Linked DNA regions of Mus musculus: regions 1 and 3 are each linked to region 2. The links are chromatin loops, found by intact Hi-C in ENCODE. Cell type or tissue: left cerebral cortex. All regions are shown on one strand. Region 1 holds the start of Cntnap4 (contactin associated protein-like 4). Region 2 has its middle 52 kb from the start of Mon1b. Region 3 holds the start of Gm36671 (a long non-coding RNA gene).

Region 1 (8,000 bases), 1.0 Mb after region 2:
AAGAGCCAAATACATTCTACCTCAAGAATGTGGTGAACTCACAAAACAACTTTTATCAGAAACGCATATCCTGCAAGGATCAATCCTTCTCCGTCATTCTCATTAACAAGGAAACAGCAATAATTCTAGATACATATCAAAGAAGTCAGTGGTGCCAAAATGTTTGAATCAATAAAAATGGAAAATAATAAGCTATAAGCAACGGGGGGGGGGGTTGGGAATCAGATCAAAGTATGCAATTCTTTATTATTTCATCAGAAACAATAAGCTACCAATATGAATATGCATTCTTGGGATTTGTGTAGCGATGCTGTCTTATCTTCCTACTGTTTACAGTTTGCAAACTTTCAGTCAGTACAGAGGAAAGGAAAAGATTGGATTGGGTGTTTTGTTTTGGTTTGGTTTTTGGTTAGTTGGTTGGTTGGTTGGCTGGTTGGATTTTTGTTTGTTTGTTTTTAAAAAACACTGATTACTGACATGGTGCACAGCTGTAATCTCAGCTCTTGGAGGCAGGTGGACCCAGAGTTCAAAGTCAGCATGGGTCATCCAAGATCCTCTCTCAAAACAAACAACACAAAGAGTGAAGGATTTCTTGGCTAATCTGAGGCTAACTGGCCATTTAAAGGTCAAATGATTCATTAGTTGACAACATTAAAGGTCCAGTATTGATTGATCTGAGATAAAAGAGATTTTCACTCTACCCAGGAAAATGAGTATTTGTGAAACCCAACTGATACTCTAATGCAAAGCCACATTCAAAGCTTTGGACTGTCAAGGTCACTGTCCCTAAGCGTCTAGGTCCAATAGACAACTGTGAGTCAGCTGTCCCCTTCTCACAAAACCCATCCTCGGTGATATCTTCACAAGTTTCTTAACTTAAAAACTGGCCCTGGGATGAGAACCCTGAATCTTCATTTAAAGCTGAAGCAGATGTGGTGGCACACATCTTTAATCTAGCGCTCTAGAGACAGAGAGGTAAGTAGATCTCTGTGGGTTTCAGGCCACCCGGGTCTACATACTGAGTTGTAGGCCATCCAAGATTATATAGTGACTCCCTGTCTCAAAAATACGAACAAACAAAAGAAAGCAAGTTATGAGACAGGCACAGTAGCACATGCCTATAATTCCAGAACTTGGGAGCAGAGTCTATAGAATCAGGAATTAAAGGTCAAATATAGCAAGGTCAAAGGCAGTCTGAACTACATGAGACTCTGTCTCAAGAGAAAAAAAAACTGAATAAATTATATAACATAAAATTTTAACAAATAGCAGTTTTTTTAAATTGTGCTACAAAAATATTTTTATAGTACATATCACATTTTAACTTACCCTTTAGACTGTTGTAAATAGTGTACTATAAATAAAATTAACCTAATGATTAGTTTCTGGGAATCAAAAGTAAATACAATTGCAAATGGACAAGATATTTACATACAAATTAATTACGCTGGCATGAGTAGGTAGAAAGCACTTGCTTAATTATTGTGAATTCTCAGTGGGTTGTGCTTAAATGAAAATCTATTTTTTCAATTTGTTCTAGAAAGTTTGCCAATTTGAGCTTTTTGAGGAAGCTCCCGAGTTACATTCAAAGCAAGAACGTTCTTCAAACAAGACCGTTTTCCCTATGATCAATTTGATTCCAAATCCAAGTTCTGACTCATAAAAGAGTAGAATAGTTTATGCTCGTGACCATGTAAGGTTAAGAGCAGGATTTTCATCCTAAATATCTGGGGTGATATTGCTCACATATTTATTTATTTTATTTTTTGTTTTTGTTTTGTTTTTTGAGACAGAGTTTCTTGCTCACATATTTATTAAGCACTGCATACTAATCGAATTACTCGAGATTAAAAATGCCCCCTTAGCCACCAAAAGTGCTGTAGACATTTACTAATAAAATGGAGGTATTGCATAGTTGTAGAAATGAGATTTCTCAAAAATAGTCATCTAGGAGAAACAAACAGGGAAAATATGATCTCCTGATATACTTGCCAGTCGGGTGAACAGCTCCTTCAGTATGTGTGTAATTAATGACATAAGAACATTTTTAATCAATTAATATAATCTATGCACACCTATAGTTCATCATTGCACCATACATCACACATCAGAGGTCAATGGAGGTTTTTTGTTTTGTTTTTTGGGTTTTTTTTACAAAGGGGCAGATAGACAATACAGAATATTACATAGATACTTATAAAGCAAGAATAAAGACAATTCTAACAAAATCTTACCAATCAAATTCAAAATATAATAATATGTAAATACAAATCTTGCTCATGCTGTTGCATAAGTGAGACAGGTGACAAAAATTCAAATTTCACACTGTCATTTTCTGCCACAAAAAAAAATCACTTAAATTTGTTTTTTTTTTTTTTCAGGTAAAGATGCAAACCCACTGTTAGTTCATAGTCCACATAAAGACAGGTGTAAGGGCAGATGTGTCCCATGGGCCATATTCTGCCAACACCTGAGTAAATATTACAACCCCTTTCCAATGACCACATGCAATTCCACTGATCTATTTTTATTGAAGAAAAAAAAGTCTACTGATGGTCTTTTATTGTTTTAATGTGACATGAATTCCCAGACTAATTTCAGGAGATTATAATGATATTTATTACTTTAATTAAGGACTAGGAATCATGTAGAAGTCATGTTTGGCCTCCATGTTGGCTCATAAGCTATGTTAACCATGTGCAAAAGGATCAGAAATTATCCAGAGCAGACGCAATGAGTGGAGAGAAGGCGTCAAGTGGATAACAGTAGATGATACTAGGAGTGAGTCAGACAGCCCACTGACCTGCACTTCCAAGGGCCAGCCATTGACACATGGTGTCATGGATCATATCCATCAGTATTTTGTTATTACATTGTAGTTATTTCATTATTTTACTACAGAATATCTGGAGGAGGGAAGATTACAAAAAGAAGCTTTCAGAAAGAACCATGACACTGAATTTTAGGCACTTGAGGATCTGTCCAGTTGTATCTGGGTTGTACCCGAGAATTGGTAAAAATGGCTTTCTACAAGGGCAGCTATTTTTCTCTATTACTGATTATATCATATTCTTGGTACTTCCTTTGAAGTAGATAGCAGACATAGCCCTGATTTCAACTAAAGGAAAGAAAGAACGCAGTCAGAAGCTGACTTCTAACTCAGTCATTAGTGAGCTACTTGGTGGGCATTAATTATTCTCAGAGAGAGGTTCAGCGTGTCTTCTGTCATGTGATCCCTAAGAATGAAACCAAAACAAAACCCTCCCCAGGCTTACTAGTTATACCCCACCCTTCTTATAGGGCCAGTCAGCCTCCCAAAACTATCTTGGCATTTAGAATTTGTAGCTTCTTAAGAACAAGTGTAGAATAAATAAATCATCTTTCCCTTGTTCTAGTACCTCTGTCTTAGAAGGAAGTGAAGAAACCAGAGAGATGCAGGAGCACAGCCTCTCAAACAGCAAGCCCATGAGCAAGGATGCCTGCCACTGTGTTTGCACAGAAGGATGACTCAATGTAATAACAAACTTATCTCGACCTGGACATAGGCTAAAATCTTAGGGCTGGTTTCCAACTTTGAAATGTCATATGGAACACCAGAAACAAAGAATATAACCCACTCAATATATTTCTTTTTAAATATATAGGTACTAACTAGAGTCATAGAGTGTTACTGGCACATGAATTAGTAATGTGTACTTACACATAAGTGTGTGTGTGTGTGCATGCACGTGTGTGCATGCACCCCCATGCATATGTAAGAGTGGGGAGGAGAGAGGGTGGCTGTATTTGCATGGAATCTTTCTAATGCAAATTTCTCAGATGATTAAGTAGATCAATTAATATTCAAATTAGAGTTCACCTAATCCCAGGTTTACAGAGTCCCCTAGGCAAATGTTCTTATTGTTACCCAAAGGCCAACTCAGTGGATGACAGATTTTTCTCCTTGTGAGTCACTTGTAAATAAAGAAGAAAGGTGTTTACATTCACCTGAGAGGCAGGTCTTTAATTTTCTTTTGCTTATATGCAGTTCCCCCGACTTTACTTGTGGGATTTGAGATTGATTCACTTCTTATTAATAAACAATCTGGTTCAGGAGAGTTTGGGGAAGTCTCATAAGGCAACTTTGAAATGCTTGTGCTGATTCCAGTTGCCTGCCCTTTGGTTAACGCGCACCCCTGTTCATAAACTCATAATACATTGCTCCGTCTTCCAAAACTGATACCATGGTAGCATACATTTTTCTATCCCAACCCAGCAACAAGTGAACCTTGACTCCTCCAAAATGTAAAGAGTGAGGAATAATGTAAAAATTAGGAAATGAAATCTTTTGTTCTACGTTTGCATGTCACATTGTCAAAATGCCAATAAGAAATTAACTAAAAGTCACCTTAATTTTCGGAAGCCATTGAATTATAAATTTGGACACTTGAAGAAAAGTTAACTCTTAAATAGGTCTGCTAACTAAGAATTCCAAGTTTAATGTTTAAGTGTTCTTGTTCACTTCAGTTCTAGGCTCTCCACATTTATCCAATGACTTCATAGAGAAATCGAACCCCGATGGATACAGATCCAAGGTTGAAACGGCACCCGTGGGAGGCCCAGGCAGAGCTAAGCAGACATGAGCACTGGCTTCTCCTCAAATCTCAGCTGCTCACTTTTTCCCTGGCTGAGATGAACGAGGAAGGGAAGCCTTTTAATATGGATCTTCCGGTGACACTCTGTACCACATTGCAAGCGAGCAAACAAACATCCGCAGCTCACAGCCCAATTATTCATATTAATAAACTGCAAAAAGATGTGCAGGCAAGGCATAGGGAAGACAAACTGGGTTAGGCCAGCATGAAGCTCTGCCCAACTCAAGGGAAGAGCTTGTGTGCTTCGCATCGCAACAGTGACCTCTAGTGCTCCCTCTCTGATGAACCCCTGCAGCTGCAGAAGGAATTACACCTTTGCCACAGAACTTCAACTGAGCGGGTAGGTGGGTTCAGGTCTGCTGTGTATCATCCTTGTTTGTTTATTTGCTACAGCGCTTGTCAAGGCCATCACCCACAGGACCCTCTAAGATTTTGGCTAGGTGAAACTATACATATTTTACTGATTTAATGGGATTCCCACACATTCGATTTGAAATTGAATGGGAAGCACAGTCCAGCCTAGGAGTGAAGTTCTCTCCTTTGCCTTTGCAGAGTGGCAGGTAAATTCTGACATTAAATGAGCTCCTGAAAAATCATCAGTGGGTGGACACGAGCTCGTGGCAGTGAGTTCCCTGTGCCTTTCCCTCGTGAGGACTCTACAGTTAAGGCAAAAGAGGGTCTATGGCAAAGAGAGTTACCAATGTCTTGTCTCTCAAACCTAAAGCTGTCAGTAAGGCAGGTCCCATCCATTCCTGAGCAGGACTTATAACCCTTTCTTGTAAAGCAGAGAAAGAAATAGAAAGTTGTGTGTTTGCTTGGCTGTTTTTATCATACATAAAAAGAGGAAATTCTTCTATCTAAAGAATCTAAACCAAATATAAACTTTTAAAACTTTTCCTATTTCCAATGGCAAGCTGACGAAAGAGTTGGGCCAGGGTATTTTGGATGATATTTAAATTAAGCAACGAGACCATAACAAATGTTCCTCGAATCAATGAACTCAGCACTAAGACAATCAATCACAAATACATGAAGTTGAAAATTCAACCACTAGAGAACACTACTTAAGCGGGTGGTGGGGGAGGGGGAAGTCACCTGCACATTTCCCTTTAAGGGAGATGTAGGGATGGGTACCCATCCAGGAGTGCTCTTCTGCCTGAGGACACAGCTCTCCAGTGCTGAGCTGTGCCTCCACCAGTTCTGCCTGCCCCTGCCCGCGAAGTCTGCAGTATGTCTCAGCTATTAGCCTGCACCATTTCAGAGATGCAGCCAGCCACTGCTAAATCGCAAACTTCAGAAATCTCAGCTAATGCAGCAGAATATCAAGTCTGCGGGTTGTTTTCCTGGTAGACAAATAATCCCAATGAAATTTAATGACCTCAAGACAGGCGCAATGGAAGACGTTCCCGGGCTGGTCCCCCGATTAAGATGCTAATTTAATGTTTTACTAGAAGTTGAGTCTTCTCAATGAATATTCAAAGAGAGTGAAATTCTGCTAGTAAAAAAAAAAAAATCCAAATAACATATTGCATATTTTGACCAGACCAAGAGGAACCCGATCATATTTGCACAATTTCCCTGTAGTGCTTTTCCTAGCCCCGCAGCGATTCCAGTTGAAAAGATTAATCGTGAAAACAACAGAATCAAAGTTTTGCGCGGAGCCCCCCTGCAAGTTTTAAATCATTTGCTGTGTACTTACATGAATTCCCAGCTTCCACTCTGTTCCAATTTTGAGTAGACAACAGAAGTAACATCTTGAGAACAGCTCCAGCGACAGATCCCATATTCATAATTTTTGAGCTCCCCAAAATATCTCGAGTGGCTCTCAGAGCGCTGGAGACAGGTTCTCCTCAGTCCTTCACCCAGCACTGACTGGGTCTTCAGTATCTCTAGCTCTCTGGATCTCTTTCCTCCCCCTCCCTCCTCTCACGCGCGCGCTCTCTCCTCCTCCTCTCCCTCCTCCCTCCTCCCTTGCTCCTCCTTCCTTCTCTCTCTCCCTCTCCTCTCTCTCTTTCTCTCTCTCTTTCTTCCCCACCCTCCTTCTCCCCTGCCCTCAGTACTGGTTCCTCACAGAAAAGCAACCAGCTTCTGTCCTAACAAGCTTACACACTGCTGCCGAGGCCACGCCCACTCCTCGCACCGGTCTTAGAAATTTGCCCCAGCATCCTTCCTCCTCCAAAAAGCACAGCAGCAGCCAGCAGCTTTCTGAGCTCCGCAGCGGCTGCAGGTGATGGAAGCTGGACCTGGAGGCGCTGCCCGCTGCCCGCTGCTCCTGGCCTCCTCGGGGCTCCCTCCCCTCCCCTCTATTCTCCAATAAGCTTTAACCCATTTTGTGCCCTGCCACCCTTTGGGGTGAGGAAAGCAGCCAGGCAAGGAAGCCTTCTGATTTTCCGCAGGTCTTGTATTTGGCAGTACCAACCAACATAGTGAGCTATTTCCTGATTGCCCGGGAGTGTATCCAGGTAAAACTGCATTATGTTTCAAAACAAAAGCATAAAATAAGACAGAAATAACGAAGCAAGCGTTGGTGAATTGTAGCTAAAACTGTCCTCCGGGAAAACGCGTGCTGTTTTTCTCTGTTTCTATAAAACTATTGCCTTGTGCTCCGGTGCCAGGATTTTATTACGGAAATTCCTCACATGGGAACAGACATTCCTGCTTGGCAGATATTTAAAAATCATCTGATAATAGTCTGCGAGAAATTAACATTTCTTATTTTAGTTGGTGCTTCAGGAATACAAATCCACCCATGAAGAGTTCTCTGAGTAGACTGAGTTTTATGAAAGCATCCTTCTGGAAATAGGCAGCATTCCATAATCATGTTTCTTAATAGTAATTCCCAGAGGGCCCAAAATGGAAAATTATGGAATACTGAAAAAGGGAACCCCCTCCCATATGTGTGTGCGTGCACACACACGTGAGTGCACACACAGGTACACACTCACGCGCACACATTCACACACTGACAGGAATACATACTCACTTATACACACTCACAGGCACACATGCATGCACATATACATGTGCACACACATGCATACACTCACACACATATGCACACACTTATACATACTCACAGACATACAAATGGGTGCAACACACACTCAGAAAATCAACAACTACAGAGAATATTCTTCCAGTGGCCACTCCCTGGGCACTATTGCTTGTGTAGAATATTAAAGCACTCAAATGATAAAGTTAAGACCCCATACAGAGCGGCACATCACATGGTGTCAGAGAGGGTAAATCATCTCTTTAAAATAAATGTCAAGACGTCTTCCTGCTGATTTCCTGGGCGTCATCAAGGCAGGAATCCAGGAGCTCTCAAGCAACATCTTGGTGTTTGGAACCAGAGGCAGCCTTGCT
Region 2 (8,000 bases):
CTGTTTAAGGTGCACCTCTTCAGGAGTGCCCTGTTAAGAGTACCACAGTAGCTCTTGAGGCTATGGCCACAAACACCCCCATCATTTGACAGATAACCCTTATCATAGATGAGTTTTCAGAAAACAAAATTTGAGGTTAAATCTCTGTGTTAGGGAGCTTTCTGTTGAAGTTTCCAAACACCCGAGATGGACAAATTCAGAGAATGGAAGGTTCTATGGCTTACAGTTTCAGGGTTTACAGTCCATGGTCACTGAGCTGATTGCACTAGGCACTAGAGAACACAGCCATTACGGTAGGGACTGCACAAAGAAGCAAAGCACATCACATCAGCCAGGAAGCAAAGGAGAGAGAATGGGATCAATGTCCAAATAGCCTCTTTATGAACTTAACCCTTGTCATCCAATTTCCTTTCCACTCAGCTCAGGCTCTTTCACAAAGGGAAAGACAATGCTTGCAATTTATCTAAGAAAGTTTGTCTTAGATAAATTAGCAATAGACACTTAGTTTAAATATTAGGGGCACCCAGAAGGAAGTGTGGGTATATCATCTCTGGGATGATTTCTGCATCTCTTACAGTTATTTAAGTAGAAGTGAGCCTGTTCTCTTGGAGGCAAATATCTTGAGCAAACATTGTTGCATGGCTATGGGTCTGCCCTTTGATAACATCTTGCATTTGTGCGTTTATTGAACACTGGCCCCGCTTCTTAAGTCTTTCTTCTATGGCACTTCCTTAAGTACACAATGAATTGTGGACATTGGTATCTGCTTGTTATTCATTTTGTCTTTTCAACAACAAGGTCGTCTTATCTCTGTCCCAATCACAAAGGTAATCAGCCCCCAAGTCTTAAAAAGTCCCACCAGCTTCCAATAATGACATCATCATGGGACAAAGTCTTTAACAATGTGCCTTTGTGAGACAGTAATCTAAACCCCAGCACCAATTAACAATGCTTTTGGCTCTGGTGATTCCTGTGGTTTTGATTGCCAACTTGATAGAACCCAAATCACCTGGGAAGAAAGTCTCATTGAGCAATTGTTTACATTGAGTTGGACTGTGGATGTGTCTATGGGGGTTGTCTTAAATAACTAATGTGGGAAGACATAGCTTCCTGTGGATAACACCATTCCCTAGGTAAGGGGTCCTGAACTGTGAAAGAGTAGAGAAATTGAGGGATGGAGAAGTGGCTCAGTGGTTAAGTGCACTGATTGCTCTTCTAGATGTTCTGAGTTCAATTCCCAGCAACCACATGGTGGCTCACAAGTATCTGTAGTAGGAACTGATGCCCTCTTCTGGTGCATCTGAAGATAGTTACTGTGTACTCATATGCATAAAATAAATAAATAAAAAGGAGTAGAGAAATTGAGCAGAATATAAGCAAGTGAGCAACCACATCTGGCTCTGCTCACATTGGGTGGCACCATTTCCTAGGCAGGGGATCCTGTATTGTGTAAGAGCAAGGGAATCAAGCTGAGTGCAAGCAAGCAAGCAAGCAAGCACACAAACACACAAGCAAGGGAACACACATCCTTTACTAAGTATGTGATATTATGTGCTCTGTCAAGTACCTGACTTGACTTCCCTGCTATCATAGACTATAGCCTAGAACTGGGGACTGAATAAACTCTTACACTGCTTTTTGTCGGGATGTTTTGTCACAGCAGCAGAAGTGAAATGATGGCAGCTCTTTTCCCCTGCAGCTTCAGTCATAGCAAGGCCTTCCACTGGAAGAAATTAGAGGCCTTTACTGAGGACTGCTGCCATTATTTATGCAATTTTGCTTTATGTAGTTATGTGTTCAGAACTCATCGTGTATGAAACACGAACCGAATTTTATCTTTTTTCCCCATGGATATTCAATTAGCCCAGTATTAGTATTGCAAAGGTAGGCTCTGCATATTTAATTAAGATACAGTCTTTGCCCTACATTTTATTTCCATGTGCATTTACACTCTGATGGCTCTATTCTGATCTATTCCATTTTGTTCCACTTTTCCATGTAGTCCCTTCTGTACTAATACTTTTGCCATGCTGTTGGTACTGGAAGACATGTTTCTATGTGTCCTAGTTATTTTCACATAGTTCAAGAGGAGACTCTCTGTCCCCATCTCCTAGAGCTGCTTAGGTTTGCTTCAGCTCACTTCACCTTCAGAGCTACTGGCAGTCACGGAGTCTCTCGTGTGTTATATCACACAGATACTTCTCCTGTGTCCATATTTATGTATCTATTTTTACCTTATGTGTAAGTGTTTTGCCTGCATGTATGTCTATATGCCAAGTGTGTCCAATGCCCATGGAAGCCAGTAAAGGGCATCAGATCCTCCTCAACTGGAGTTACAGTTGTGAGCTGCCATGCCAGTGACAGGAGCTAAACTCAGGTCATCTGAAAGGGCATTTAGTGCTCTTAACCACTGAGCCATCTCTCCAGTCCCTACTTCTATATTTGAATTGCAATTGTCTGGCTCAACCCAAACTTACAGGATATTCTATTGATAGATGGTACCCAACTTAATTCTATCTGCAACATTAGTTGTGCTTTATTTTTTTATAATACAGTCAAGTTTAAAGGATAAAGGAGCTGTCATCTCTCGTGGGCTTTTCCTGACATTTGTTATTCCAAATTGTATCGGTGTATAATTTTATATAAGAACCAGAGAGGCTGGAGAGATTCTTCAGTCATTAGAAGTTCTTAAAGCTCTTCTCAGCACCCACTTGGTTGTTGGTCATTACCATCTCTAGTTCTAGTTCCAGGGGATCCAACACCTGCTTCTGGCTTCATGGGCACCGGGCACACAAGTAGTGTCCACACATGCAGGTACCACACCCATATACACAAATTACAAGAAGAACTGGTGACTTACATACTCTTTCTCTCTTAGGCCATAGGAAATCAGAGATCCTCTGGATATTTCCCGTTTAAACCATTTATATACGTGGCTGTCAACCTGTGGGTTGTGACCCTCCTTGGGGTTCAAATGACCCTTTCCCAGGGCTCGCATAATACCACGTGAAAACACAGGTAATTATATTGTGATCCATAACAGTAACACAGTTATAGTTATGAAGTAGCAACAGAAATAATTTTATGGTTGGGGGTCGGTACTACATGAGGAATTGTATTAAAGAGGCACAGATTTAGGAAAGTTGAGAACCACTGTTCTATATAATGTTATTGGAAATCTTACTCTATACAAACGACACTTTCCCGTGAATCATCTGCTCTCTGAGGAAATATAGAACTCAATAAGTTGACACTGACCAAAGATTCAAGCGGAGGAAGTATTGGATAGGTTGAGGATGGCTGGGGGGGGGGGGGGGAGTGGTGGTGGGGGGGGGGTGTAAAAACTTTTACACTTCTGCCCCCTGCAGGACAAAGCTAAAACAGCAACCAGTTGTAATTTGGTTAGAGAATGCCATCTGCAACGCAACGATTGCATGGCAAGAGCTCTGAATATCCGAGCCACCTCTCCAGTCCCCAAAGCATAGTTCAATATACGCATACGCCGTGGATCTATCAGATGACAGTAATCTGTATGCCCGTTACCTGCAGTATTTGCAGTTTCTTAGTAGTGAGAACACAACAAATCCTTTCAGTGATTTTTTAAAAAATATTCTATATATTTGAATTTTGACAGGGTCATGCCAGCTCAAAGCGGCCTGAGACTTACGTATGGAGAGGAAGGACGTCTTTGCTTTACTGATTCTTTTGTGATCACCTACACACCAGGATTGCAGGTGTGCATCATATATTACTAGCCACAGTTGTCTTGCTACATATGTCCTGGAGGACCTGCGTGCCCATCACTACTGACCACACCTTCCCCCCTGCTGGGCATCAGTCCCAGGTCTCATCCTCCCCGCAAATCTGCAACTCTGTACTCACTGGACAATTTCTCTCCCTTTTCTGCCCTGCCCTCCATCTAATGACGGGGTTTCTCTGTTTAATTAACTCAACTATTGCCTTTTAAATGCATTTTTAATAGATTCTTTGAGGATTTTTTTATACATGCATAGATAATATTTCATTTATGTTCACTCCATCTCTCTCCCCTCCACCAAATCCTCTCCACTTCATATCTTGTTAGAAACAAATCTGAACACAACGATTGCTGTGCATACAGTGGGTGTGGGGCTTTGGCTTGGTCCAGTGCAGTTAATGGTGGCTGCTCATTGGTCACGAGATAGTAGTGTCTGCTTGACCGGAAGACATTGCTTCACTTTCTGGTGCCATATTTCCACAATATTTCTTGGCCTAGTGGATAGGGTCTGAGTAGTTGTTCCATTTAGGGCGTTACACACGATGGATAAGAACTCTTCCACTGTAACGGCCCTAGTTTTCTTAAGTTTTTTCCTAATTGCGCACATCCCTCAGGGTCCTCTGGGACGCGGATGGTAAATCATAAACTCACAGTCCATGTCGTAAGGAGCTTCCTGCTTTGCGAGTGTGGCAGGCCTGATTTTAGGGGTGACCTCTTGCAAGGTGCGAACTGAAGATTAGCCTGGGAGCGAATGAGTGTCCCACACTCAAGAGTGAGCCACTTAAGGAGAGACATTTGGGCTTCTCTAGATTGACCACTAGATGGCAGGAAAAATCCACGTACCTGCTTCGAAGCGCCAGCCCCGCAACGCGCAACCCCCCTCTTGCTTTGGGTATCTAAGGCCATCAGTTCAGAAATACAGAGGCCTAAGGACCACCGTGGTGGCAGCCCAACCCCATGTAAACACTAGGAATCTGACCCGTCTCTCCCAATAGTCTTTACAGTTAATCTCAACTTCCTACCTATTAGAGCCCATTAGGAGGGGGTGGCCCTCTTTGAGAGCCTATTTCATAAAAGCCCAACTGGCTGTCAGGTATCACATGTGTTTTACTATTTCATTCTTTTATATCTTTCATTATTATTTTATGTTTCCTACCAGAATTTTCTGTGGACGTTATTTGACAACCCAAAGTGACGGATCTCTAATGGTCAGCATTAGAGTATGTCATAGCCTCAGAGAGGAGAGTTGGCCAGGCTTCACAGTCTAGTCAGTCAGGGGCAGCCGGGTACTTCTGTCAGCAACAGCTGCTGTTGGCTGGGTTCTTTCTGGGCACCAGGAATTGCGCTCAGTATTTTATATAGGCAAGTTTTTCTAACTATTCAATGAGCATGCACTCCACGATACATACAGAATATATTTCCCAGGAAAGTATACAATGACCAGAGAATTCAAGGAATTTCCTCAAGGTCGTATTTTTAAGTAAAGTACATGGGTATTTTCTTTCAATGTATGTCTACTACATAGAATTAACGGCGCAGAGCTTGTTGTCAGCGACGTCTAGGCTTTACGAATTCATACGAAAACATCTTGCCCTCTCGACCTGGGGAATGCATCTCATTACTAGCCCACTGGGACGAGCACATTTAGGAAATGGTTTGAGCTGTGCTTCCCTGAGTCAGGGTGACTGTTAAGCTAATCCTTAGGGGTCTACTGTGATGATAGGGAGGCCACTGTGAGCAGAATATTTTGACCCTGGGCTGACCTGCCGGCTCCAATTACAGGACCGTCTTTAGCGTGATGGATGGAGTAGCGACATCATACCTCCCAGCCCGTCCTGTGAGACCAGCTCTTTAACCTCTGCCTCCTCCCCAGGGAAAGGCATAGTTCTGCTCTCCCTCATCTTCAGTGTGTCTCTGATGCCCAAGACCTCCAAGCTACCTGGGGACACAGTGAACCTCATCTTGTGCTATGACAGTCTATTGCTTGGGAAAGAGACTGTCTCTCATTGCTCTGTTTCTAGACCAATTAGGACTCTTGGGCAAATGGAGAAAGCCTGTTTCAGGTGTCTCTGAAGTGTGTCTCATGACAGGCAGGGTGGGAAATACCTGAACCCCAGGAGGCTGGAATTGGGTGCTGCCAGAGCCCAGGAAGCCTCCCTTTGGCTTTTCGCACCCTGTCCCTGCTTCCACATACGTTTTCGTTTTCATGACGCTTGCCTCTGCTCCCAGAGTTTCCTGCTTGTTAGTAAATGTCCTGGCCACCAACAGTTCCACCAATTCCTCTGTCATTTGTTTTGCCTCAGGAGGAAAAGCTGCCCCGGTCGATGTTGGCACACTGTTCACTATTATGCAAGGACCTAAATATTTCTTTGTCTCAGGATGCAGCTGACTTCAGAGGCCCGTGGTTTTGTTTGCCCATTGTGGTGGGGCTGTTCTTGCTCACTTTTAGATAAGGCTGTGTCAGCTCTCCGACCATAACCTGTTCGTTGAAAGGACTTTTAAAGTCAGCTGTAATTCACAGTCCCAGAACTTCGGGGAGGGGGGTGGGCGCAGAATCTGTGTCTTTGGAGATAGAAGAATGCTTTTATTGTTTTTTTTCCCCCTGTTTTCTTTTTAACATCTGTTTTCTTCCTTCCCTCCAACATCGCAGAACAAGGCTTTTCCAGGTCTCATGTGCCTCTTTGACAGCAGAGACTGCTTTAGTTGGCTTTAATGAACACTGTTTCCAGCAGCCCAGATTTGAGAATTTTAGTGTTTTGATTTACAGGCACAATCAAGAACCTACATTATTGAAGTGGGTCTGAACATCAGTGACACTCATGCTAGGCACCAGGGACTCTGGTAGACCCTCAAGTGCCACTTACAAGTGTTGGGGCCTGCTGGCGAGGATGTGGAGAAAGAGGAACACTCCTCCATTGTTGGTGGGATTGCAAGCTTGTACAACCACTCTGGAAATCAGTCTGGCGGTTCCTCAGAAAATTGGACATAGTACTACCGGAGGATCCCGCAATACCTCTCCTGGGCATATATCCAGAAGATGTCCCAACCGGTAAGAAGGACACATGCTCCACTATGTTCATAGCAGCCTTATTTATAATAGCCAGAAGCTGGAAAGAACCCAGATGCCCCTCAACAGAGGAATGGATACAGGAAATATGGTACATTTACACAATGGAGTACTACTCAGCTATTAAAAAGAATGAATTTATGAAATTCCTAGGCAAATGGATGGACCTGGAGGGCATCATCCTGAGTGAGGTAACCCAATCACAAAGGAACTCACACAATATGTACTCACTGATAAGTGGATATTAGCCCAGAAACTTAGTATAACCTGAGATATAAGATACAATTTGCTAAACACATGAAACTGAAGAAGAATGAAGACCAAAGTGTGGACACTTTGCCCCTTCTTAGAATTGGAAACAACCACCCATGGAAGGAGTTACAGAGACAAAGTTTGGAGCTGAGACAAAAAGGATGGACCATCTAGAGACTGCCATATCCAGGGATCCATCCCATAATTAGCCTCCAAACGATGACAGCATTGCATACACTAGCAAGCGTTGGCTGAAAGGACCCAGATATAGCTGTCTCTTGTGAGACTAGGCTGGGGCCTAGCAAACACATAAGTGTATGCTCACAGTCAGCTATTGGATGGAGCACAGGGCCTCCAATGGAGGAGCTAGAGAAATTACCCAAGGAGCTAAAGGGAACTGCAACCCTATATGTGGAACAACAATATGAACTAACCAGTATCCCGGAGCTCTTGTCTCTAGCTGCATATGTATCAAAAGATGGCCTAGTCAGCCATCACTGGAAAGAGAGGCCCTTTGGACTTGCAAACTTTATATGCCCCAGTACAGGGGAACGCCAGGGCCAAAAAGGGGGAGTCGGTGGGTAGGGGGTTGGGGGGTGGGTATGGGAGACTTTTGGGATAGCATTGGAAATGTAAACGAGGAAAATACCTAATTAAAAAAAAGGAAAAAAAAAACAAGTGTTGGGGGCCTCAGCTATTGGTCTTTTCTTCCTTGTCCCCTCTGCATGCCCACTGGGTGTACTGAGAGTGGTCTATGCCTTTTGTCCACTTGTTTGGGGATTAGGAAAAAGCACCAGAGACCAAACAACTAGAATCAGAGCCAAGCTCCCAGAGGGCTCTCTGAGTATCCCTGCTGCTTCCTCATCTTCTCTGTCCCTGTACCCCAATAAGTGTGTCTGGAGAGCTTAAGGCCAGGGATTGAGA
Region 3 (8,000 bases), 1.5 Mb after region 2:
AATAATTTTTAAGATTGAGGCAGGAGGATTTCAAGTTTGAGGCTGGCCTGAGCTTTATTGAGAGACACTGCCTCAAAAGAAAGGGTGTTAGCCCAAGTAGGTGTTTCTCAAAAGAAGACACACAAATGTTCAACAAGCATATAGGGAAATGCTCAACATCACCAATTATCTAGAGAAATAACATTGAAACCACAAATGAGATACTACCTCACACATGCTGAAATAGCTATTATCAAAAAGATAAAGTTAAATATTCGTGGTGATCATTTTTAAGTGGAGGAACTTGTGAACTCAGTTGGTAAGCGTGTGAATAAGCATGATCATGTGGAGGTTCCACAAAATAATTAAAACAGGGGCCGGAGAGATGGCTCAGCGGTTAAGAGCACTGACTGCTCTTCCAAAGGTCCTGAGTTCAAATCCCAGCAACCACATGGTGGCTCACAACCATGCGTAATGGGATCGGACGCCCTCTTCTGGTGTGTCTGAAGACAGCTACAGTATACTCACATATAATAAATAAATAAATCTCAAAAAATAAAATTAAAATAGAATGACCACAGGACCAGAGAGATGGCTCAGCACATTGGAGCATTTACTGTTCCTGCAGAGGAACCAGACTGGGTTCCTGGCATCCACATCAGGTGCTAATAACAACCACCTGTAACCCCAGGCCAGGGGATCCAATGCCTCTTTAGCACCCTTGAGCACACACACACACACACATGGTGCAGAGAAACTCACAAAAGCACAGACATGCACATAAGTAAAAATAAATAATTTTTAAAAAAAATTAGAAGGCCAGGGGCTGGAGAGATGGCTCAGCAGATAAGAGCACTGACTGCTCATCCAAAGGACCAGGGTTTAATTCCCAGCTTCCGCATGGCAGTTCACAACTGACTGTAACTCCCTCATATAGACATACAGACAAATCACCAACAAAAATAAAATTTTAAAAAATAATAGAGGGGCTGGTGAGATGGCTCAGTGGGTAAGAGCACCCGACTGCTCTTCTGAAGGTCCAGAGTTCAAATCCCAGCAACCACATGGTGGCTCACAACCATCCACAACAAGATCCTCTTCTGGAGTCTCTGAAGACAGCTACAGTGTACTTACATATATTAATAAATAAAACTTTAAAAAAAAATAATAATAGAGAGCTAGAGAGATGGCTCAGCAATTAAGAGTGTTAGCTATTATTACAGAGGACCGTGGTTTAATTACCAGCACCCACATGGCTAACAACAACCTATATAGCTCCAGTTCTAGAGGCTCCAAAGCCCTCTTCTGGACCTCCTCAGGTACTGTATACATGGCATGTGCATATATGAGTGTAGAGAAAACAGCCATACACATAAAATCAAACAAAATAAATTTTAATACAATGATCACGTGATCCAGACATCTCACTCCTGAGTGAGATTCTAAAGGACGGAAAAGCAGCACAGCAAAGGGATGTGTGCATTGCTCTGTTAGTCGCAGAATTATTCGCCATATCCAAAAAAACAGAACCAATGTCGGGGTCCATCAAGAGACCACTGGGAGGCTGGCAAAATGGTGCAGAGGGTGAAGAAGCTTGCTGCTAAGACTGATGATCTGAGTTCAATCCCCAGAACACACATGACGAAAGAAGAGATCTGAATCCCACAAGCACACACATACATGCGCACATGCAAGTGTGCACACACATGCTCACACGCGTGCAAGCATACACACACAGTTTCTCAGAGACCAGATGCTAAATATTCTCATGTGAGGTGATTTCGTGTTAAATCTCTTGACTTAGCCTTCCACAGTGCATAAATGTACTAAAACATCATGTCATATGCCATAAATGAATACAGTTTATTTGTTATCCAAATAAAGTTAACTGGGCATAGTAGTACACCTCTAAAATGCTAGCACTTGGTAGGTAGAGGCAGGAAGACAACGAGTTCAAAGTCATCACTGGTTATAGAGGGGGTTTAAGACCTAAATAAGACCCTGCCTTGAAAATAGAGAAATAAGAAAGAAAAGACAGACAAAGAAAGTTACAGAAATTATTGACAGATTTATCTCTTCAGTCAGAATAAGTTTCACTCATTCTGGTTATTTGTTTAATAAGTGTATATGTGGCTTTTAGGATCAAGCAAAATATCAAGGAAAATGAAAAGGCAACATATAGAAGGCAAAGCTTAGTGTACTTATGACATTCTTCTAACAGAGATTCTCTCCTTGGCAAAATACTCACCAAGATTTCACAAGAAGCCAGGCATGGTGGAGCATGCTTGCAGTCCCAGCATTTGGCAGGGTTGAGATGGGCAGACCTGGAGCCTGAAGCATGCCTGTCGACACGGGAAGACATGGATTAGTCTAGAATCCTAGGAACAGAGAAAGAACCAAGATAAAAGCTGCTGTCACAAAGTCACAGCCATCCCGGGGTATGTGACTGAGACTGTGTCTCAGAAAACAGGCAGCAGGGCATCTTGGTGCACACCTGGAATCCCAGTGCTCATGACACAGAGGCAAGAAGATCTTTGTAAGTTCGAGGCCAGTATGAAAAAGTTGGGGGAAGGGGAGTTCTGTGGCCACCACAGCCAACAGAGCACAGACTGGCCCTCGGGAGACAAGAAAAACCCTGTGTACATTCCAGGTTCTCCTAGTACCGTGGGTTCTCAACCTTCTTAATAATGGGACCTCTTAATTCAGTTTCTAATGGCCTAAGAATATCTAGAGTTGGTGCCCCCCCCACCATAAAGTCATTTTCATTGCTACTTCGTAACTGATTTTCCTAGTGTTATGACTCCTAATATAAATATCTGACACACAGGATATCTGGTATGCAAACCCTGTGAAAGGGTCTTTCGACACCCCCACCAAAGGGGTCATGACCTCCTGGTTGAAAATCACTACCCTGGTGTTCACATGTGAACACAAGGACATCTGTACCTCCTACAGTGAAGACGTGGCAGCGGAATCCCTGGAGGACTGCAGAGATAGGTCAGTGGTTAACACCACTTGCTGCTCTTTCAGAGGACCTGGGTTCAGTTCCCAGCACCTACACTAGGGAGCTAACAACCACCTATAACTCTAACCCAGGGATCCAGTGCTTTCTCCTGGTCTACATAGAGAGTTCCAGGCCAGCTAGAGTTACAAAGAAAGTCCCTGTCTAGATGGACATACAGACAAAGAATACTGTCAATAGGTGACCTAAGAATATCTCTAAATTTCTAGTGCATCATGGAAAATATTTTTAATTCTCTTTTTAATTTAATTTTTTTTTTTTTTTTTACTTATTCACTTTACATCCTACTCGCTACCCAAAAAAATATGGAGTGCCTCACGAATTTTTGTGCCATCCTTGAGCAGAGGCCATGCTAATCTTCTCTGTATTGTTCCAATTTTAGTATGTGTGCTGCCGACGCGAGTGCAATATGCTAATTCTTAAAAGCTGGAATTTGCAGCTAGAGAGATGGCTCAGGGGTTAAGAGCACTTGTTGCTCCTACTGAGAGCAGGGTTCAATTCCCAGCACCTGCATGGTGGCTCACAACCATGTCAACACCAGCTTTGGGGGATCCCTCTTTTGAACTCATTCAGATAAAATTAAATAAATGCAAATCTTTTAATAAATAAAAATGAGGAAATTAGAATTTTAGAATTTGAATTATGAATTTTCCTGTTCAAACCCAATTGAATAAGTCATATCTGTAGTTGTTTTGAAGAAAAGCTAAGTGTATTATTTGACTCTGACTCTCTCTCTCTCTCACACACACACACACACACACACACACACACACTTTTCCCAGTTTGCCTTCTGTTGCTGTGGCAAACCATGGCCAAAAGCAGATTGAGAGAGTAAAGAGTTTATTTGGCTTACATGTCTGAATCTTCCTTTTAATTTGTTTTAATTTTTATTTATGTGTGTTAATTTTTTAATTTTTATTTACCTGTGTGTCTGTGTGCAGCTGTCACGGCTGTTGAGAGCTGCAGGGTCCTCTTAACCACTGAGCCATCTCTCCAGCCTTCTGGGGGTCTCTTCAAAGCCAGGATCAGCGCTGATGTCAGCAGGGCATCAACAGGGTAGATTACGCTGTTACACTTCCCAAAGATCCGAAACCAGAGCAAACAAGGGACTGAGAGGTATTAATGTCCCACAGTGGTATTCCAAACACTTGGGAGTGAGAACAGAAGAATCCGGAGTTCAAGGTCAGCCTCAGCTTCATAGCAAGTTCAAGGTCACCCTGAGCTAGAGACTGACTCCCAAAAATAAAGGAAATAAATAGGGCAAAGTACTTACCCACTCTAAAGAAGGACAGAAGCCACAGGAAAGAGGCGCACGTGTCCTATGTGATCTTGAGTCAGAGCCCCCACCCTTCCACCCTTGAGTCTATCTCACTACTTCATTTCTTTTTGCATAAACAAAGATGATGCCTTTGTAAGTCTTTGGCGCCCTCTTTTGGACAACCTGATTATTTCAAAACTGAAATGTTTCATTTCTGAGTATGTTGTCAGCAAGTTGAAATTGGGTACACAGAGACAGATATATAGAGATGATATAGATATAGATAAAGATATACATATGTAGATTGGGAGGGCTGTTATTGACATTATTCTTACAAGAGTTTTAGACTTACAGAAAGATTAAACAGTACAAAGCCCTATCTATACCTCTCCCTCGTGTAATTTCCCCTACTGCTTATAATTCCTCTGAGGACCCAAATGTTAAAGGTAATGAAACAATGCTGAACAGCTATTATTGACTGACATTTATAGTACATATACTATAAAGCTGTATGCATCCATGGGTTGTGAAGGATTTCATGTATCCACCATTGTAGTATCATAGAGAATAGTTCCACTGCCTTAGAAATCACCTCCTTTAGTTTGGCTCAGCCCAGTAAAGGCACTTACCATCAAGCCTGGGGTCCCCAGAATGCATATAAAGGTGGAAAATTGTCCTCAGAACGACACATGTGCATCGTGGCATATGTGAACCACACATAAACATTTTCACATGCAATGATAATAAATTATTTAGATGTTTAGTCACCTGTTTCGTCTCTTGACTCTTTCTATTTCTCCAGAGTCTGGGAATCACCACTTTTTACTCACTATCTTCCTAATGTTGCCTTTCAAATTTTTACATTGTGGAATAGTGAAATACTTAAATTTATTTCACTTACACATCCACTTAAGAGACCTTCTTCATATCTTACTATAAATGGCCAATGCACATATGGAGAGGAAGTTTACTCTAAAAAGCAGTCATGGTAGTGCATGCTTTTAATCCCAGCACTCAGGAGGCAGAGGCAGGAGGATCTCTGTGAGTTCAAGGCCAGCCAAGTCTTGGGGGGGGGACAAACAGAAGAAGAGGAGAGGAGAAAAGGAGGGGGAAAAGAGAGAGGGGAAATAGGAGGGGGAGGAGAAAGAAGAAAAAGAGGAAGAAGAAGAGTGAGAAGAAAGCAGAAAAGGAAGAAGAGAAAGACAATGAAGACAAAGAAGAAGAGAAGAAGAAGGAGAAGGAGGAAAGAAAAAAAGAAAGTTTACTGTAGCCAGCAGAAAAATGAAAATTAAAACTACATTGAAAATTCCATCTCAACTCAATCAAAATGACAATCATCAAGAACACAAATAACAAAAGGGACCCTTATACATGGCTGGTGGCAGCTAAACTAGATCAACCCCTACAGAAACCAATACGGAGATTCCTCAGATAGCTAAATAAAGTTCTTCTGTGTAATCCAGTCACAGCACTCCTCCTGCAAATGTACCTAAAGGACTCCAAGTCAACACATCACAGGGACACCTGCACCTGGCTGTTTACCATGGCACTACTCACAACATCTAAATTAGGGAGCCAAAAGAGGTGTCTGTCAAGAGAGGGCTGAGCACAAAGAACATGGCGAACAAGAAGAAAATGGTACACACACACATACACACACACACGCACGCACGCACTCGCGCAAGCGCATGATCACATACAATAGAATTTTACTCCACCATGAAGAAGAATGAAATAATTAATAATTTCATTTGCAGGAAAACAGATACAAATGGAGACATCACACCCATCAACTAAGTCAGTCTCAGAAAACACTGCATGTTTTCTCTTGTTTTGTGTATCCGTGATTTTTACAGATATATTAAAATTGTGCATCTGTATGTGTGTATGCGTGTATGGATGCTCTCACCCATGCGTGCATATGCAGAGGACAAGGGTCAACACTGAGTCTCTTCCTCTCTTCCTCTTATTTTTCAAGATAGGATCTCTAAGTGAACCTCACAGACCAGCTGGCCAGTGAACGCCAGAACCTGATTGACTCTGTCCCCAACACTGCTAGAGCTACACTTGCTTGGACCACACTCAACCTTTACATGAGGGTTGGGCATCTGAACTCAAGTCCTGATGCTTACACAGCAAGCATTTTACCCACTGAGCCATCTGCCCAGCATCATCTCTGCTTCACTACTATGCGGATATACAAACCATTGTACGGATCTACTAACATTTATTGATCTATATTCCCTGTTGAAAAACATCTTAGTTGCCTCCAGTTTGGAGCAATTATGATTAATGCTGCTATAAACATTTGCATGAGGGTGTTTTCTGGACATAAATTTTCAATTCATTTGGATAATCAGGAGTAGGATCTCTCTGCCATGTGAGAATACTCTATTCATCTTCATAAGAAACTGCCTGTCCAAGTTTGCTTTCTGTTCCTGTGATAAAACACTGACCAGACCAACTTGTGGAAGGAAAGGTATTATTTGTTTTACACTTCCATACCACAGCCCATCACAGAGGGCAGTCAGGATAGGAACTCAAAATGGAACCTAGAAGCAGAAACTGAAGCAGAGACCAAGAAGGAATATTGCTTTGACTTGTTCCCCTGGCCTTCCCTCTACCTTCCCTGTGCATCTCATCTGCACAGGCCAATTGGAAGGAGGCATTTTCTCAGCTGTGGTACCTTCTTCCTAAGTATAACAAGTTGACAACCAAGATTAACCCTCACACTTCCAAACCAATGTCAACCTCTGTCATTTTTTGTGTCTACTTGCAATGAATGGAAGACTTTGTGACATCCCCACCACCATTTACTCTCCTGAGATTCTAGCCATTCTGAGACATGCATACTGGTGTCTCTCTGTCATAATTTATAATTCCCCAATGCCTGTGGCTCTGTGTGGGCTCACTGCCATCTGTACATCTATATGGTATCCATCCAGCTCTTGGCCCACCCTTTTTAACTGAGCTGTTTACTTTCTTTTATTTAAATTTTCTGCTTATTCAAAAGCAAGTCCTTTCTTGAGTCTGTATGTTACAAATATGTTCTCTCACTGCATGGCTTCTCTTAGTCTTTGATATTTTTCTACATTTATTTATAGGGGGAGTAAGCACACACATGCACGGGAGGGTGTGGAGGTCAGAAGACAACTCACAGCTGTCAGGTCTCTCCTTCCACTATGTGGGACCAGGGTTCAAACTCAGGTCATCAGTCTTAGCAGCAAGTCCCTCTCCCCACTAAGCTATCTTTGTCAGCCCCACAGCCCTTTTTTTATTCTCTTAAGAATGTTTCTCTATCCTGGCAGTGGTGACGCACGCCTTTAATCCCAGCACTCGGGAGGCAGAAGCAGGCAGATTTCTGAGTTCGAGGCCAGCCTGGTCTACAGATTGAGTTCCAGGACAGCCAGGGCTATACAGAGAAACCCTGTCTCAAAAAAAAAAAAAAAATTCTTTATCCAGGCAGTGGTAGTGCATGCCTTTAATCAGAGAGGAGAGAGAGGGGGGGGGAGGGAGGGAGGGAGGGAGGGAGAGAGAGAGAGAGAGAGAGAGAGAAAGAGAGAGAGAGCTGTTCCCTTTTGGGTGCATATGCAGAGCCCGTATCCACACACCAAGAGCATCTCCAACCTTTCTTAAAACTTCACAATCTCCACCTCATCCTGCCTAGATGAGCCACACTCCATCCTAGCTCGTCTCCTGCTGACCGACACAGAGGTGGTCTCCTTTGCAGGTGTGTGCACA

Evidence for each region. Hi-C counts contacts between places; a loop is a spot of excess contacts. Peaks named below come from ENCODE experiments on the same cell type or tissue, not always from the same donor. Only the 100,000 strongest peaks of a DNase experiment are listed, where the experiment ranks them.
Region 1: it touches region 2 in a loop (11-fold over the local background); 8 of 42 quality-filtered maps call a loop at or near these places.
Region 3: a loop joins it to region 2, with 5 times the contacts of the local background. A loop is called at or near these places in 6 of 42 quality-filtered maps.

Annotation. Positions count from the first base shown.
Region 1 is chr8:112,568,559-112,576,558 of GRCm38, reverse strand. It overlaps Cntnap4 (contactin associated protein-like 4), which reads right to left and starts at 6,516. Exons shown (of 24, transcript NM_130457.2): 1 at 6,334-6,516. The coding sequence starts at 6,424. Gm26994 (predicted gene, 26994) reads left to right here and starts at 6,984. Exons shown (of 6, transcript NR_132433.1): 1 at 6,984-7,096. In left cerebral cortex, a CTCF peak has its summit at 4,903 (motif pointing left); DNase peaks (open chromatin) are centred at 5,913, 6,666, 7,179, 7,887 and 2 more places; H3K4me3 peaks cover 3,192 bases; H3K27ac peaks cover 1,331 bases.
Region 2 is chr8:113,579,394-113,587,393 of GRCm38, reverse strand. No RefSeq gene overlaps it. Among named protein-coding and RNA genes, the nearest start is that of Mon1b, 52 kb to the left of the region's middle. In left cerebral cortex, CTCF peaks have their summits at 1,308 (motif pointing left), 3,402 (motif pointing left) and 4,568 (motif pointing right); DNase peaks (open chromatin) are centred at 3,388 and 4,572.
Region 3 is chr8:112,057,912-112,065,911 of GRCm38, reverse strand. It overlaps Gm36671 (a long non-coding RNA gene), which reads right to left and starts at 4,340. Exons shown (of 3, transcript XR_388036.3): 1 at 4,275-4,340; 2 at 3,925-4,148; 3 at 2,236-2,321. It overlaps Gm22827 (a small nuclear RNA gene), which reads right to left and starts at 3,407; the gene lies at 3,301-3,407. In left cerebral cortex, a CTCF peak has its summit at 4,440 (motif pointing left); a DNase peak (open chromatin) is centred at 4,409.